2 separate regions of the Mus musculus genome follow, and region 2 is linked to region 1. A link is a loop called in an ENCODE intact Hi-C map of the cell type or tissue named here. Cell type or tissue: left cerebral cortex. All regions are shown on one strand.

Evidence for each region. A loop is a pair of places that touch in the nucleus more often than their neighbours do. Peaks named below come from ENCODE experiments on the same cell type or tissue, not always from the same donor. Only the 100,000 strongest peaks of a DNase experiment are listed, where the experiment ranks them.
Region 2: a loop joins it to region 1, with 2.6 times the contacts of the local background. A loop is called at or near these places in 7 of 42 quality-filtered maps.

Annotation. Positions count from the first base shown.
Region 1 is chr15:84,930,933-84,938,932 of GRCm38, reverse strand. Nup50 (nucleoporin 50) reads right to left here. Exons shown (of 8, transcript NM_016714.2): 4 at 5,215-5,398; 5 at 3,410-4,069; 6 at 1,365-1,446; 7 at 457-575. Among named protein-coding and RNA genes, the nearest start is that of Nup50, 12 kb to the right of the region's middle. In left cerebral cortex, no CTCF peak of the experiment used is centred here; DNase peaks (open chromatin) are centred at 3,341 and 3,813.
Region 2 is chr15:85,042,635-85,050,634 of GRCm38, reverse strand. Fam118a (family with sequence similarity 118, member A) reads right to left here. Exons shown (of 9, transcript NM_133750.4): 2 at 5,800-5,855; 3 at 4,763-5,015; 4 at 2,055-2,276. The coding sequence starts at 5,846. Among named protein-coding and RNA genes, the nearest start is that of Fam118a, 9.6 kb to the right of the region's middle. In left cerebral cortex, a CTCF peak has its summit at 7,857 (motif pointing right); DNase peaks (open chromatin) are centred at 4,225 and 7,884; H3K27ac peaks cover 1,627 bases.

The sequences.
Region 1 (8,000 bases):
AGTGGGAAAGGATAGGGATGGGGGCTGTGGCACCAACGGCCAGACTGGCAAGCTCATCAGTGAGCTTCAGGTTACAGAGACCACGTTCCAAAAATAAAGGTAGAGAGCAGCTGAGGAATGAGACCTGACATTCTTGGGCCTCCACATACCAGCCCTCCCCTCCACAAAGACCCCTTTAAACTGAGACCTGTGTACTTCTTCTCTGAGCTCAGTAAGCACATGGATGTATGCATGCAACCCTCCACCACAGGAAACCAAGCTTTAACAACACACCTACATCATGTCCCAATACTCAAAAACCACGTCCATATTAGTAATCAGAAGATGAATCTCATGATTGCTCATAAAACAAACAAACAAACAAACCAACCCCTATTATTGAGCTTCAAAACACAAAGAACTGCAGTGTCAGGATAGGGCTCTCTACACAGGGCACTGTGATGGCTCTGCACCCACCTAGGTTGGTGTCTGCCCGCACCAAGAGCTGGGTCTTCTGAGTTGCTGTGGGTTTTAAATGCAGGGTCCCCACACCCTTCTCTTTAAATTCGTTGTCTTTCTTGTAAAATAGTTTACATCTGTGGGGAAACAACAGACACGATCAGGCATTCAACAAGTCAGTTTGCTAACAGCCATAACTGCAGTGGGTAAAGAAAGGATAAACCTTCTTTACTGGATTGATGGCATCCAGGTAAAACCAAACAAAACCGTATGGTAATCTAGTTAGATATTGTAGAATTTACCTTCCCACCCCCACCTTTCTTTGTATCGTGGGGCAATGCTAGGCAAGCACTTTGCTAGTGAGCGACAATCACAGTCCCCTACAAACCCTCTGTACAAATCCTCTGTAATACCTGTGACCATCTTTCCTCAGTCAGTCAATATCTCACCTGACCCACTTCCACTGCCTGCTCTCATGTGCCCTGTGACCCAGGCTCTCTACAATGGCACAGAACCAGGAACTTCTCTGCATCTCTCCCACCCTGCTGTACCCATTACTTTTTATTTTTTCAAATTCCCTTCAGGCCTTCAATTTTCATCCCCTAAGATCCAGAGATAAATCTGGACTAGAGTGTAACTATGGATAAAGTAGCATGCTGTTCTCCAAGCCTGTGCATTACATGCAGACCCTTAGATTATTAGGAAAATCCTGCAAGCACTCAGGAAGTGGAGGCAGGTGAGTCTGAGTTCAAGGCCAGCCTGATCTGCAGAGTTCCAGGACAACGACGATTACACAGAGAAACCCTGTCTTGAAAAACCAAAACCAACCAGCCAATCAACCAACCAAGTAGGCCAATCATTCTTGCTGTTGCAGCTGTTCAGTCTGCTTGGCTGAGCAAGGCCTGCAGGACCCCACCCCCACTCACTTTTTGGAGTAGAAAGCATCCTCTTCCTTTACTTCGGTCACCACTACCTTGGGTGGCTCGTCATTCTCCTCTTCTTCACCATCTGGCACAGAAACAACTCAGAGTCAGAAGACACCCGTTCCCATCATCCTAGACATCAGCGTGGACTAACCCCTGTAAGCTAGAAACGACGGCTGTGAGCACCTTACTGTTTTAGGGGAAGAGGTGCCAGCTGGATTTATTTTGTGAAACTTTAAATTTAGTGTGCAAGTATGTGTGCACACACACGTGTACTGTGTGGAGGTCAGAGGACAACTTGTGGGATTTGGTTCTTTCCTTCTACCTTGTGGGTTCCTGGCAACAAACTCAGTTGTTGGGCCTGGTGGCAAGCATCTCTACTTGCTGAGCCATCTTGCCACACTTAATAATGGCAACATTCTTCTCTATTCTAAAGTAACTTCTAACTTGTCCAAAGCCCAAGAATGAAAGGCATCCTTGTTTATGACATTCACCAAAACATACTAAGTACAAAATTATACATACTCAGGTTGCACAGAGGAAAAGGGCACCCATACCATCCCTGACAAAATGTTCTTGTGTCCAGAGCACATTGTGCCCGGGATAACCAGCAATGGCCAAAAGAACAAAAATAATCTTTTTAAAGGTCATACTGGTCAGAGAAACTGCTCCCAAGAGTTGTCTGAACTGTCCGAGAGCCCAAGGATCTGGTACTGAGGACTTGCTTCACTGAGAGGGCAAGAAGGGCACATCTGTTCAGGAGAGCCTCACCACAGTGAGGGGCAGAGACAAAGGCTGACATACAAGCAGGAAGGATCTTCTCCAAGAGAAAAGACAGTTGTGTAAACCTGCCAGACTTGAACCAAAAACCCAAACTAATCTAGTACCAGGTCAACCAGAGCTACACAGAGAAACCCTGACTGGCAAAGGTCCAGCATGAGGTACTAGGACCTCCTGGCCGGATTACTTAACTGAGGCACCCAGGACTGAAGGAGGAGATGATCCAGGAAGGCCTGACACCTGCTGTTTGAACAAGTTCCACTTTCTGATGTTAAGGTGTGGTAACTAACCACAAGATGGTAACAGGGTCTGCTAGTGCAGGCTGCAGGACTGGGGCATGATAGAAGGGTACACTCTCCTCTTATTTGGAGGCAGAGGAGAAACGAAAGGGCCCCTATTGGGCCCTGGCGGCTGAAGAGTTCAGAGAGAAGAGCAGTGGAACTTGGAGTTCAAGGACAGCCTTGTTGAGTTCTACACAGTCTTGTTGACACAGCAAGTTCTAGGACAGCCAGCGCATCTCTACAGAGAAAAGTAAAAACAACCTGTCCTTCAGAGTAGAAAGCTAATCCTTCAGCACCACTAGGCAAAGCGCACGTATGCAATTGCCGAGGCATGGCTGGGGCCACTACACTGGACAGCACATGTGCTGAGCACACACAGCATTTTAGAAAGTTATACTGGATGGAACTGGTCCTCAAATGTTATATAGAACACATGAGCACTGTGGTACCAATAGCTCAAAAAGGAACTCTGTAAGTGTGCCTGCTGCACACTGACGGGTACAAGGAAGCTGAGTGTGACCCACAACAGCAGGGCCTTCCTCTGGGGACGAGTGAGCCTTTATGTCAGGTCTGGCCTCAACATTAATGGTACAGCGGCTCATTTACAGCCAAATTCCTAACTACAGCCAAGTTCAATGGACACTCTTGGGGAGCTCTGTCAGTAAGATTCAATTTTCAAAAAGATTTTAATTTACTTCTTCTATATGCAACATCACGTGCCCAGTGCTTTTCCTCTACTCCAGCTGTCTTTAACACACCTTCCCTGTGCATCTAGAGATCCATCTCACGCAGACAGAGGCTGCCATTTCTCTCCCACAGAACCACACCTCCACCCCATTCGGCACTTGTGATCTTTAACAGCTCTAAAATGGGTCTTGCTCTATTTTACGGAGAAGAACTAAGGCACCGTGACACACACAGGACAGGGAGCACCTGTGGCACTCTCGTTCGCCCTGTGCAGATGTGAAGCCGAGGCTTTGTGCTCACCTCTGCACTCGCTGCTGCCGCCTCCTGCCGGACTCTCGGATGCTTTAGCAGAGAACAGCGAAGAGGCTGCTTTACTCTGGGCAGCATCTTTACCAAACAAGCTGGAGCTTCCAGCAGAGAATGAAAACCCAGTTAGGGAGCCAGAGCTTAACGAGCCCAAAGCCGAGCTCTCAATTTTCTTGCCGAAACTAAACGAGGCACTTGTTGCTCCTTGTGCTGCGTCCGATTTCTTTTCTGCTGTAAACTCCACCTTTTCAGATGTGTCCTCCGCTTTGTTGCCATGAAATGAAAATGGTGACTCTTGCTGTAGTTTTGTTGAACCAAAAAGGGAAGGAGGCTCCATTCCAGCCGTCGCCCTGTCTGTCTGGCTCTCAGAACTGCTGCCGCCTCCATTCTCAAGCTGCTTCTCGATCGTCGCCAAGTATCTCTCATAGTCTTTAAAAATGGGAGTCAGGTCACAAAGCGGGTTTGTGTTCACGTGCTTCACTATCCAATCGCGGACGGAGCAGTTCAAGCCAGCCAGCTGCTTGTGATAGGCATTCCCAGGGCAGGCGGTACTGGAAGCAGGGCCGGAGGAGGGCGGCTGATTGCTGTTATTGCATTTGGGACTTGAAATCTTTTTATCCACCAAGGTAGTAGGGCCATTCACAGCAAAAGAACCTGTAAGAAGTTAATGAGCAAGCACTTTAAAAGCTGGTTTGATCAAATCATACAAGGGTTCATTTGTTTTGGTTTTTAACGTGTCTCAAAGGGTCTTGCTATGTAGTCCCAGCTGAGCTGGAGCCTGCCATTCTACTTCGGCGTTCTAAGCTGACAGCAGGTGTGTGCCACCAGGCTCAGCTACAGCTAGGTCTTTGGACTGCTACCATCATGCCCTGCTTTTCCTGTTACCAAGCTTGTGTTCAGGAACTCATGCTGAGGAACTGATAACTAGCAAATGGTTACCAAGGCACTTAGTACACTCTGCTTCCTAAGGACTAAACTCAACAGGGCAGTGGGTGGTGCATGAGGCTATCTGACACGTGAACCCAGAATCAAGAGGATCAGAAGTTCAAAGCCATCCTCCCTCTACAAAACTAGAGGCCAGCTTGAACTCCAGCCGCTATGCTACATGAGAGCTATCTCAAACCAACAACCACCATACAACACACACTTTGAGAATAGCAAAACACAATCTAGCCAATCACGGTCATTTCTAGGATTCAGCCCAGAATCCTGTTCTCTATGTGAGTCCCAAAAGTTCCTGACTAATTTATCCACAACAGGTTAGGTGTTTAGTATTTCCTGTTCAAATTTAGATCAGGGAAACTGTGATCAAAGACAGTATCACCCCAGTTTCCAATGGCCATTGTGGTGGGAGGTACACTAAAAGGCCCTTGGCATGCATGAACCAGGAAGTCAAACTCTTGAGTCTACAAAGTGCTTCCTTGCTGAGAGTCAATTCCAGGGTCTGGGGGCTATGAACTTGACACTGAAGTCACATAGCTGTCAGCTGGCAGAGCCAAGAATACAACTGCTGTGTCAGGTACAGAGGTGTGCTCTGCTGACCATCTCGTCCCATGCACCTCCCCAGTCCCGTCCTTTAATGGTCCATCCAAGGACACAGCCCTAGAACCATCTCTCCGGCTGGGTCTGGTGGCACACACCTATAATCCCGGTCAGTCTTTAGAAAGCTGCAAGAGGAGGATTGAGTTCAAGGTCATCCTGAGCTATACTGAAAGACCCTGTCAAAGACAGACGATTGGGTAGCAAAGTTCTCTTTCAGCATCAATTTCAGAGAGGGCTGGAGAGGAAGGGCTACTCACCAAAGGCTGCCTTGGGCTCTGCTGCTGTCTTTACATTGGAGAAGGGCGTGGCATTGTCTGTGCTGTTTCCATTTGTCAGTCCTTCCAGAGGCTTTCCTCCAGAGCCACCAAATCCAGAAAACCCTCCTCCTCCAGAAGGCACAACCAAACCTTTGAAACCTTTAAAGGCTCCTCCGCTATCAGACTGAAACACAAAGAAAGCACTTTAGGCAAGCAGACCACCTGGCCCCAAGTAAACATGACCTCAGACAGCAGTGCTGCGTGGCTGACAATGGTCAGAGAAGCTACTAGCACATAGCACAGCCCAGGCAGGAGAGGAAAAGATGGTGCCTCTAAGGACAGCTGTGTTACAGCTGCCTTCCTGAAACAGCCAGGAAAGATGGTACCAAAACAAATAGAGCAAATTCATGTACCTACTCCCAAACTTCAGAATAACTGAAAATATTCCCAACACAACCAAACTGCATGTACTTTTCCAAAGAACATTTGCCTTAAGAAGCTTCAGAAACATGAAATTAGATTAATTAAAAATATTTAGCCGAGCATGGTGGCTCAAGCCTTCATCCCAGCAATGAAAAAAATTGGGAGGCAAGCAGATCCCTAAGTGCCAGGCCAGCCTGGTCTACAATGTGAATGCTAGGACAGAGAAATCCTGTTTCAAGACAAAAAGAAAATACAGTTTACCTAACTTAAGCATTTTGGGGTTTTCAAGCCGTTCTTGGCCTACAGAAGTCCGAGGAGACCGCGCTGCATATTCCAGCCATTCTATTGGTTAAGCAGCCCAGTGCAGCCTGCTCTCCTGTTCCTTGCTGCTCCCTTGCCCTGTCTCTAGCAAGCTCTTCCCTTGGCAGTCTATGCAGTCAGCAGAGGCGCTGTGAACCACTCCTATGCCCTAGGAGAGTCAGGAGTAGTGTGGAGAGAGCTCTCTGCCGACTGCTTCACTTTTCTGAGGGAGGAGACGTTCAGTGGGTAGGAGTGCTTGCTGTGCACACATGAGGACCCGAGTCAGAACCCCCAGGTTCAAGGAGACCCTGTCTGGAGGGAATAAGGTGCACAGAACAGGAGGACATCAACTGCTATCCTCTGGCCTCCATGCAGTGCAGAAGCATCCATACCCAGACACACCCTAAAAGTTTAACTTGTCATCTTCTGACGCAGTGGTTGGGCTGATAGCACTCCGCCAGTTCACCAGAATGCAACCTGATCCTATGTAAACAGCCAAACAGGAAAACCCAACCACGCCTACTTAGTTTTAATGTTTACAGCTACGGACTCAGCTCAGTGGATAAAGTGCTTACCCTGCAAGCAGGAGGACTGAAATCTCAATCAAGGGACTCTAGGTTTACCAAGAGTCCCAGCCTCAATAAATAATATGAACAGAGATCAAGAAGATACAGGATGTCAGCTGCAGACCTTTATACACACACATACGTGTGCCCATCATATGTCCACACAGTCAAGCACTTGTGCACATTCACATGTATACTGATTAGAGCAGTTGTGGAGTAAAAGTCTGTATTAAAGCTGGCAGGCACACACATGACAATTCTACAATACATATGTGTACTTTTTCTTTTTATAGTTGGTGTACCAGCTATACCAACTCCAAACTAGAGTTCCCAAATAAATGAACTATAATTAATCAATCAATCTCCTCCCTCTCTCTCTCTCTCTCTCTCTCACACACACACACACACACACACACACGCGCGCGCGCAAATCTAGTCCCTCTTCCATTTCCTACATAGCTCATGTATGTCCTGGTAGGCTTTTGTACTTTTGACAATCTGACACAAGCTAGAGTCATCTGGAAAGAGGATCCTAGATTAAGAAAATGCCTCCTGTAGGCAAGTCTGTGGTTTATGTTCTTGATTAATGATCCATGCGGGAGGACCGACTTCCTGTGGGCAGCATCACCCCAGCAGGTACCTTAGTGGTGTAGTCAGGCACACAGAGGGAGCCGTGAGGATCATGACAGTAAGCACGCCTCTGCTTCAGTTCCTGCCAGAGTTCCTGCCCTTTCTCCCTCCATGATGGGACAACGATAAGCTGAAATAAACCTCCTCATAAGGTACCTTTATCTCGGTGCAGCAACAGATACCCCAACTAAAACATACCAGTTAGCCTTAATGTTACAGTTTTTTTAAAAAAACAGTTTTAATCACACCTACAGATTTTCAAATGTTTAGTGACCACTGGTATTTTTATAGTATTAAAATAAAGAGGAATGGGGCAGGAGAAATGGCTCGGCGGTTAAGAACAAATACCGACTGCTCTTCCAGAGGTTCTGAGTTCAAGTCCCAGCAACCACTTGGCAGCTCAAGCCATCTGTAATGGGATCGATGCACACTTCTGGTGTGTCTGGAGACAGCTACAGTGTACTCATATAAAATAAATCTTTTCTTTAAAAAAAAAAAAAGAGAAATGAAAAATCTTTTTTTTTTCTTTTTTTCGAGACAGGGTTTTTCTGTGTAGCCCTGGCTGTCCTGGAACTCACTCTGTAGACCAGGCTGTCGCAGAACTCAAAAATCCACCTGCCTCTGCCTCCTAAGTGTTGGGATTAAAGGCGTGCACCACCATCGCCCAGTGGAATAAAAAAATCTTAAATAAAACACCTTTCATTCTGATGCTTCTGCTTATCGGACAGTGTCAGTCATCATGGGCTGGCTTCCCACTTGCTATGTGGTTCATGACACTGAACTTCTGAGCCTTCTGTCTCCCCCTCCTCAACTCTGGGTTGGCGAGCACATGCCTCTATACCAGAGAGATTCTAGTCACACACTCTG
Region 2 (8,000 bases), 110 kb before region 1:
AACAAAATTATCCAAAAAAGTAAATGTTTCCATTCATAATTATACCTTTAAAACAGAAACTAGTTATCCTGCCCAGAATCTCAGCGAGGCCTTTACTGAAGACAGTGTGTGGAAATAACTGCTGTCACAGCAGCTAATTGTGGCTACATAGGGGAGGGACCTTCTTAGTTATATGCAGTTAATTCTATATTGTTGTGGGGTTGTAGCTGGTTCTGTTTCCATTTTTTTTTTCTCTTTTGGTTTTTTGAGACAGGGTTTCTCTGTGTAGCCTTGGCTGTCCTGGAACTCACTCTGTAGACCAGGCTGGCCTAAAACTCAGAAATCCGCCCGCCTCTGCCTTCCGAGTGCTGGGATTAAAGGAGTGTGCCACCACACCCTCTGTTTCCATTTTTATGTTTCGTGGTTCTTCAGGTAAAACCCATGTCCTCCTTCACACATCCTAGATGAGTGTTCTACCCCAAGCTAGTTACTTTTACACCATCAACACTGTATCTCAAATAGCCCCTGCATTCATCTTAGTTCAAGCTACAGGCCATACTTCATGTCTCTCAGTGTGGGCCTCAGCATCTGCAGGCTCTACAGAGACAGGCTCACTAGAGGTGGGAGCCAACAGACAGTTCTCTTACCCACACTTGACTAGTCATTTTCAAAGGTGCTATCATGCTCAGCCACAGCCTGTGCCACACCCCATCACAGGGCCATGTCACCATGAGGGATACCAAAGCAGCCAACCAGGCTAGCACAGAGAGAACATACACCACAACTCAGTGGGCAACAGCACAGGTGGCCTCTGACTCCCTAATACACCTAACAGAAGCATAAGAAAAAGCAAGCATGCCAAAAATGAAAAGTGGTCCATACGACCCAACTGCTCCACCTTTGCAATAGAGGAGGGAAAATAGGACTTGCACCTCTCAGACAGAAATACGTCTGGCTGTTTTAGTTTGTTTTGGAGACACGTGCCCAGACTTTTCTTAAAATCACTATGTAACTCAGAATAGATTCAAAATTTATAGTAATCCTCCTGCCTCGGCCTCCAATGTGCTAAGATTCAGGTGTGCACCACCATAACTGCTTGCTTTGTTTCTCATAACTCCACTGCAGGCAAGGGACAGGGAATGGGTGCTCCCAGGCAGAGCTGGGGCCAAAATCACTGTAAACAATTTCCTGGGGCACTTGTCCCTGAGAACCCACTCTCAGAAGTTCTTTCTCACTTGTTCTTAGTAAATCTATACTTATTCTTTTAAAATTTAAAATAATACACTTTAAATTAGAGTGGCCCTCTAGGCTCATATAGCCAGTAGAGCTGTTTAGGAAGGATTAGGAGGTCTGTAACTGGAGATTGGCTTTGAGGTTTCAAAAGCTCACACCAGGCCCAGTCTCTCTCTGCCTCCAATATGTGGATCAGATGTAAGCTCTCAGCTACTGCTCGAGTGCCATGCCTGCTCGCCTGCTGCCACACTCCCTACCATGATGGTCATAGACTCACCCTCTGGAACTATAAGCAAGCCCTCAGATAAATGCTTTTCTTCTATGAGATGCCTTGATCATGGTGCCTCATCACAGCAATACAGAAATAACAGACAAATAGCTTAGTGAAGTCAGGCATCGTGGAATATGACTGTAGTGCCAGCATTTGTAAGGTAAAGGCAGGAAGACTGCTATCCATCCAAAGCCAGCATGGTCTATACAGTGAGTCTGGAACCCCAGGAACTTGAAAGCAGAAGCAGGTGGAGCCCAAGGATAAAATCTGCCTGAGCTACTCAGCAAGTCCCTGTCTCTAAAAGGGAGAAAAAATTAAACACAGGTTTGAAATGTTTGCATCCATTAAATCCCAACTATAAGAAAAAAATCTACACCACGAGAGGATCATGGGTGCCTTTTTCTGTGCTGGCTCTATTGCCACATTCCCACGGTAGTCACTAACCAGCCAACGTAGGTGACAACTGCTTGTAGGAGTAGGACAGAGCATGAAAAGAGTGGACAGTGGGAAGCATCGCAAGTGGGTGGGGGAGGGCATGGCTCCCAGAGCCTCCTGCCCACTCGGCCCGCACCTTCGTCTTATCCTTCAAGTCCAAGGACTCCATGGGCTTGCTCTGCTGCTGCCCGAAGATCTCCAGCAGGTTGTCGTAGTTGGTGGTCAGCACCATGGTGCCCCTGTCCATCAGGCTGAGGATGGACCGCAGCACCACCGGGTTCTGAATGTGCTGCTCCAAGCTGTCAAACACCTCCATCAGGCAATCCTGGAAGAAGTTGGGCTTGGTGTCGCCTGTGCGCTGCAGAGAGGCAGATCAAAGGTTAGGAACACATGCTGACCGTGATGGTGCATGAAACACAGGCAGAAGTAGAAGCAGGAGTATCTCTGTGAGTTCAAGGCCAGCCTGGTCTAACTGGGTGAACTACAGGCCAGCCAGGTCTATGTAGAGAGGCCCTGTCTCAAAATGACAACGAAGAGAAGTTAGGAACAGCAGAGGCTGGTCAAGGCTGGTAGTAAGCTGAGGGCACATGAGTAAGGATGCACACTCTTACCAGAACAAAGAATGACAACAGCCTCGGGGGAGGGCAGGCCAGGCCAAGTACAAGGACATAGCACTGCAGAATAAACACTTGGGGCAAAGCAAGGCAGGAGTGGGTGTAGGGCAGGCAGGAAAGGCCCATGGAGGTCTCTCTGAGACCTGGAGGAGTGGGAGCTCTCAAGACTGCTGTGAGCAGGGGCAGGTACAAAGGCAGTGCAGTGCTTGTGGAAACGGGGCCCGTGTAGCAGGGCAGGTCAGAGAGCTGACCCAGTGCCAGGCCATGAGGTGCTATGGAAAGTCCCTACTTTCCCCATGTGGGCCAGGGAAGGTGGGGAGCAATGAGAACAGCAGATAGCGCTGCTGAAGGGAACCAAGATGGGTTCGAGCTGGACAGGAGAGAGGTCAAGAGGTCCCATGTTCCCCAAGAAGAGTCCTAACCTAGGCTTCCTACAGCACCACTCAGTCTCAGTCAGCACCACCTCAGGGGCCCGCAGGGCAAGACAGAGCCACCAGGCAAGTTCCCCGTAGGCCCCTCCTCCTCCTAGGAGGCTATGGGGATGTATGTCATCCTGAGGCTCTGCCCCTGGTGCCTGCTAATCCTCATCTTTATCCATGGGACCATAACCCCCTAATAAAACCAACTTGGTATCCTCTAGGATGGCTCATAAACATGCCAGCATGGCGGGGAGGCCTGCTGACCCCCTCCCCTGACTCTCCGTGGGAGGCTTGGAAGAATGCACCAGGAGAAGACGCATCAGGGTGAGCTTTAGACCCATCTCCTGACCATCAGTATCATCAACCCGATGGCCTCTCCCTGAGTGAGCCGCATACCCTTGGTGCTGTGCAGCCATCCCACAGGTTTCCCTGGCCCAAGGGTAAGCTCTCATCTTCCTGTACAAGGGATTAGCACCCTTTGTGTCAAGTGCCAGAGAGTAAATCTGTTAGGCCTATGGCCACAGTTCCTACTGCAGCTACTCAAGCTGGCCTCTGGGCATGAAAGCAGCCACAGACAATGTATTAGCAAGAGGGTATGGCCACATGCCAACGAGACTTTATAAAAATGGCTAGCAGGTAAGGTTTGGCCCAGTCTCTACCTATGATGTCAGTTATCCCTGATTAACAGAACACCCACATCTGGCACAGCTACCTAACTGAAAACGCCCCCAGCCTGGAAAGGTGAAGTGCAGCACCGGGTGAAGCCAGTGACGTAGTGACGACTCCATGCAAAGCCACGAGAGGGGAGGGTTGGCGACCCCATCTGCTCACCAGAAGGAGTGGGAAGGGGGTAGAGGGAGTCGGGCAGCTAACTATACAAACTCAGGGGACTTCATGCTTGAGGGTGGTAAAGCCCAGGTCTCCAGTGCCACTGAGCTCCTGCATGTTCCTGGGCTGTCTCCCCAGGTTTCAATGTAGGAACCAGAATTGCTATCCCGATAAAACCACCATTTGGGGTCTCTGGTCTTTTGGAGACCCCCACACCACCAGTCCTGATGACCATTTCACAGTCTTATCCTCCCTTAGGCGCCCATCTCAAGTCTCCTCCTGCCTCCTCTATATGCCGACTGCACATCTCCATGAGCACAGAACACTGAGAAACAGCCTACTCCAGCTTCTCCCACGCTGCTGTTCAGCCTACATCAGACAACAGAGCCACCCTCATCCGGCCGGGGCCTCTCAGTAACTGTCCTCTGCATCCCCAACTCTGTTACCTTCTGCTAGTTCTTCTATCGGCAGACACTAACCTCCCACCTTAAAATGTCTTCTAAGAACCAGCTGGTCTCTGCAGAGCTATGAGTAGCCTACTCAACCAAAACAGTCAGTGTCTCACAAATCTCACACTAAAAACGGCAGTGGAACACCATCCAGAGCCAGCCAGCCTTCAGGGGCCATTACTACTAACTAATCCAGGACCTGCAAGCAGCCCAGTACTGAGGTTTAAAAGAGTAGGATCCGCTGGGCACAGTGGCAAACAGCTGTAATTCCAGCATTCAGGAAGCACAGGCAGGTGGATTTCTGAGCTTGAGAACCGCCTGGTCTACAGAGTGAGTTCCAGGACAACCAAGGCTACAAAGAGAAACCCATCTTAAAAATCAAAACAAAACACCCCACAGATGGTGGCCTGATAGGCTGAGCACTAACAAACAGAACCTCTGCTCAGAGAGGCCTAGTGTTCAATGTACACACTCCTTCAACCTGGACTAGAACGGTACACCAATGCTGTGAAACCTGATGTGTCTGAGACTCACAGGTGACATCTTCCGGATCAGATCATGGGCCACAACCAGCAGGTCCCGATCCTTCATCACCTTCCTCCGGAACTCAGCAACGTCGCCAGGGTGCAGAACCTCCAGCTGCTCCGCAGCCTCGATGACCGCCTCAATGCAGCTCCTCCAAGAGCAGAGCGCTCGGATGCCTGGGGCCACAGCTGCGCTCACGCCAGTCCCAATGACCAAGAGCAGGTCCTGGGGTTGCTTTCTAATGAGGCTCTTTAAAAACTTTCTATTTAAGAACAAGGGAGGAGGAGACCAACAGTCAGCTTGGAAGTACTGAAAGCTTGCAGTCTGGAAACATCTAGAATGTTCAGGTCTCAAATTTGCCCTTCTGTTCATTACCAGAAAACAAGTCCCTAGCTGGGCAGTGGTGGCACACACCTTTAATCCCAGCACGTGGAAGGCAGAGGCAGGAGAATCTCTGCGTTCGAGGCCAGCCTGGTCTACAGAGTGAGTTCCAGGACAGCCAGGGCTACACAGAGAAACCCTGTCTCGAAAAAAACAAGAAAGAAAGAAAGAAAGAAGGGAGGGAGGGAGGGAGGGAGGGAGGGAGGGAGGGAGGGAGGGAGGGAGGGAGGGAGAAACCAGTCCTTGTCGCCTACAATAATAAATACATTTACAGATAACTGAGAATGAAAGTTCAGCCCTCAGCTGCTCTGAAGCTGCAATAGCTGGTAAATCTGCACTGTAAGCAACAGAGTGCTCTTGCTGTGGTGACTTCTGCAGGTTTTCTGCTTCCTAAAGCCCACTGTGTTCTCTGTGGTCAGCAGTTCACTCCACATCACCTTCCTTCCAGTAAGTGGGACCTGCTGGCCATGCACAGTCCCATGGCCCTTCCCACCCACCACTTGAGTTGCTTGGTTTGGAGATGGGGCTCTGGTAGCTTCTTTGAGCAGAAAGCCACTTTCTGGAATGCTTCTTGTGCTGGAGCAAACCACGGTGAGCAGCCATGGGCTCCCCTGCCAGCTTCCCCACTTCCGGAACAGTTAGGAACCCCGTAACTGCCTACTTACCTGCATTTCTGCTCACTTCTGTTCGTGGTCTTTTCCACTGACTCCATCTGTGAATCCTACAGAGAAGAAAGATGTTTTATGAGTCCTCGGAAGACTGTAGAGGATGAAGCTGAGTCAAAGGTCCTGATTCCCCTTTAATTAGAACACCCAGAAAGTGCCAACTAGAAAAAGGCCCACACAAGTGGTTCCTCTGCAGCCGATAATCTTGCCTGGCTTCCCTGGTCAGGCTCCAGACAGAGCAGCTCTGGTGAACTGGCCCCAGGTTGCGTGCTTTTACCCTGGCAATGTCTCTTTAAGACAAAACCATCTACCAGTCTCCCTTGAGTCTAGAGCTAGTGGTTACAGTAAACAAGGAAACAGGCTGGGCACCTGGTATAAAGGCCTATAGCTACCATCACTGGGGATTATGGTGCCTTGTCCCCTTTTCCACCAAGCTTTTTAACGATATTTTTCATGTCATTTGAGAGCAGAGTTCATGTCCTAATTTTAGTCCCCCTGTGTTATTAGAAACTGCTCAAAATGTAAAGCAAGCCTCCCACGTGGGACTACAACCTACGGACTGACTGCCACCTCCACCACTAGCCCTTCATGGGCGCAAGATGCTAGGAGCACGGTGAGCAACTTGTGTGCACAACTTGTGTGCACTTGGCCGGCCATGGAGGACAGTGCTCTGAGCAGCACAAGTGCCAAGGCAAAGGAGGGGCAGAACGCCTGTGATCCTATCAGTTAGAAGGGCAGACGCAGAAGGACCTCAGGTCAAAGGCCAGCCTAGGCTACACAGAGCAACCACCCCAAAACAAATGAAGAAGGGTCCTGAACCTCCCCTCCCCACACCCAGCAGCAGCACTCCCGGGGATCAACAGTGGGAATTCGGGGAATGCTGGACCCCCCCACCTCCTCACACAGGACTGAAATAGGTCACCAAACATAACTCTGGGAAAGACCACACAGCTCACGGGTCTCTCAGGTGCACCCTCAGGCTTGAGACAATGGGATTCTGCAGTCACCATGAAAACATCTGCATGCATCCACCTCCCACCTTGGAGGGTGCACTCTCAGCTTCCACCAAAATCCCCAAGGTCCATGGCCTATCCTCAGGGCTAAGAAACCAGTTCATGGGCCGAACCCTGAAGCTGGCAGAGAATGCTGCCTGTCCCTTGGGCAGGGGAGTGTGGCCGCCTACTCACTGCAGTCACCATGCAAGGTCAAGCCTATTTCGGCTTGGTAATCTATTAGAAATTTTCTAAGGCAAGTTATAATGTTCTATTTCATATAACCCCTCCACTGCCCATGGATCCCAGCCCAGGTGTCCAATGAGCCTATGCACAGTCCTCCATTCTGTTAGCAGCTGGAAAGCATGGATACCTGCTAACTGGCCAACCTTCCCAGCTCAGTCCTCTTTAGAGGGAAGCTCTGCAAACCAAACTGCTGGGCCAGGCAGCTGGGCTGTATCCCACAGTTGAGACCAAGGCTCAGGGCCCTGCAAGACAGAACACTGAGCTAGCCTACTGCGCTTCCTGTTGGAAGCTACCATAAAGCACACTCCGTGTCTCCAGAGTGATTATGCCTTCCTGCCTGGGGGAAAGCCCTTCAACGTGGCCTACTCGAGCCAGCACTTTAAAGCCAACTTCAGCCACTGGCAGCCTATGTGCCTCAGAAACAACACAGCCTCAACCTTTACCGCATAAAGAAATAAACATTTTCTAATTCCTTCCTCCTGTTCAACTGTTTTTCACTTGCCATTCACCTGTAGGTATCACAGTTAAAATCCCAAATATACACTTCAACCTCTGCAATGTAACACAAAAAACAAGCTATTTCAGTTCCCCCAAGAGAACAAGAGACACTCACAGAACAGGAGGGAGCTCTGGCCTGTGCAGGCAAGCTATAGCTGGTTCCTGATCCACTCTGCCTCAGCCTGAGTTGGGGGATTTGAAGTCTCTGCTGCCAGACTTGCACCAATATTACAAGGGTTCCCACCTCAACAGGGGGAGGGGCCTCTGTCTGGGATTTTAGGCAGCTAAGGACCTCTAGAGATCAAAGCAACCAGCAGGGGACGCACAAGACTCCTACTCTCAGGACCCCTGTGGTGATGAACTGAATAGCTGCCCATATTTAGCCATTTACAGTTCTTTATAAACACTACAAGCTTAAAGGCATTACCTCATTTCCTGTTTTTCAGCAGCCAAAAGATCAGAGCC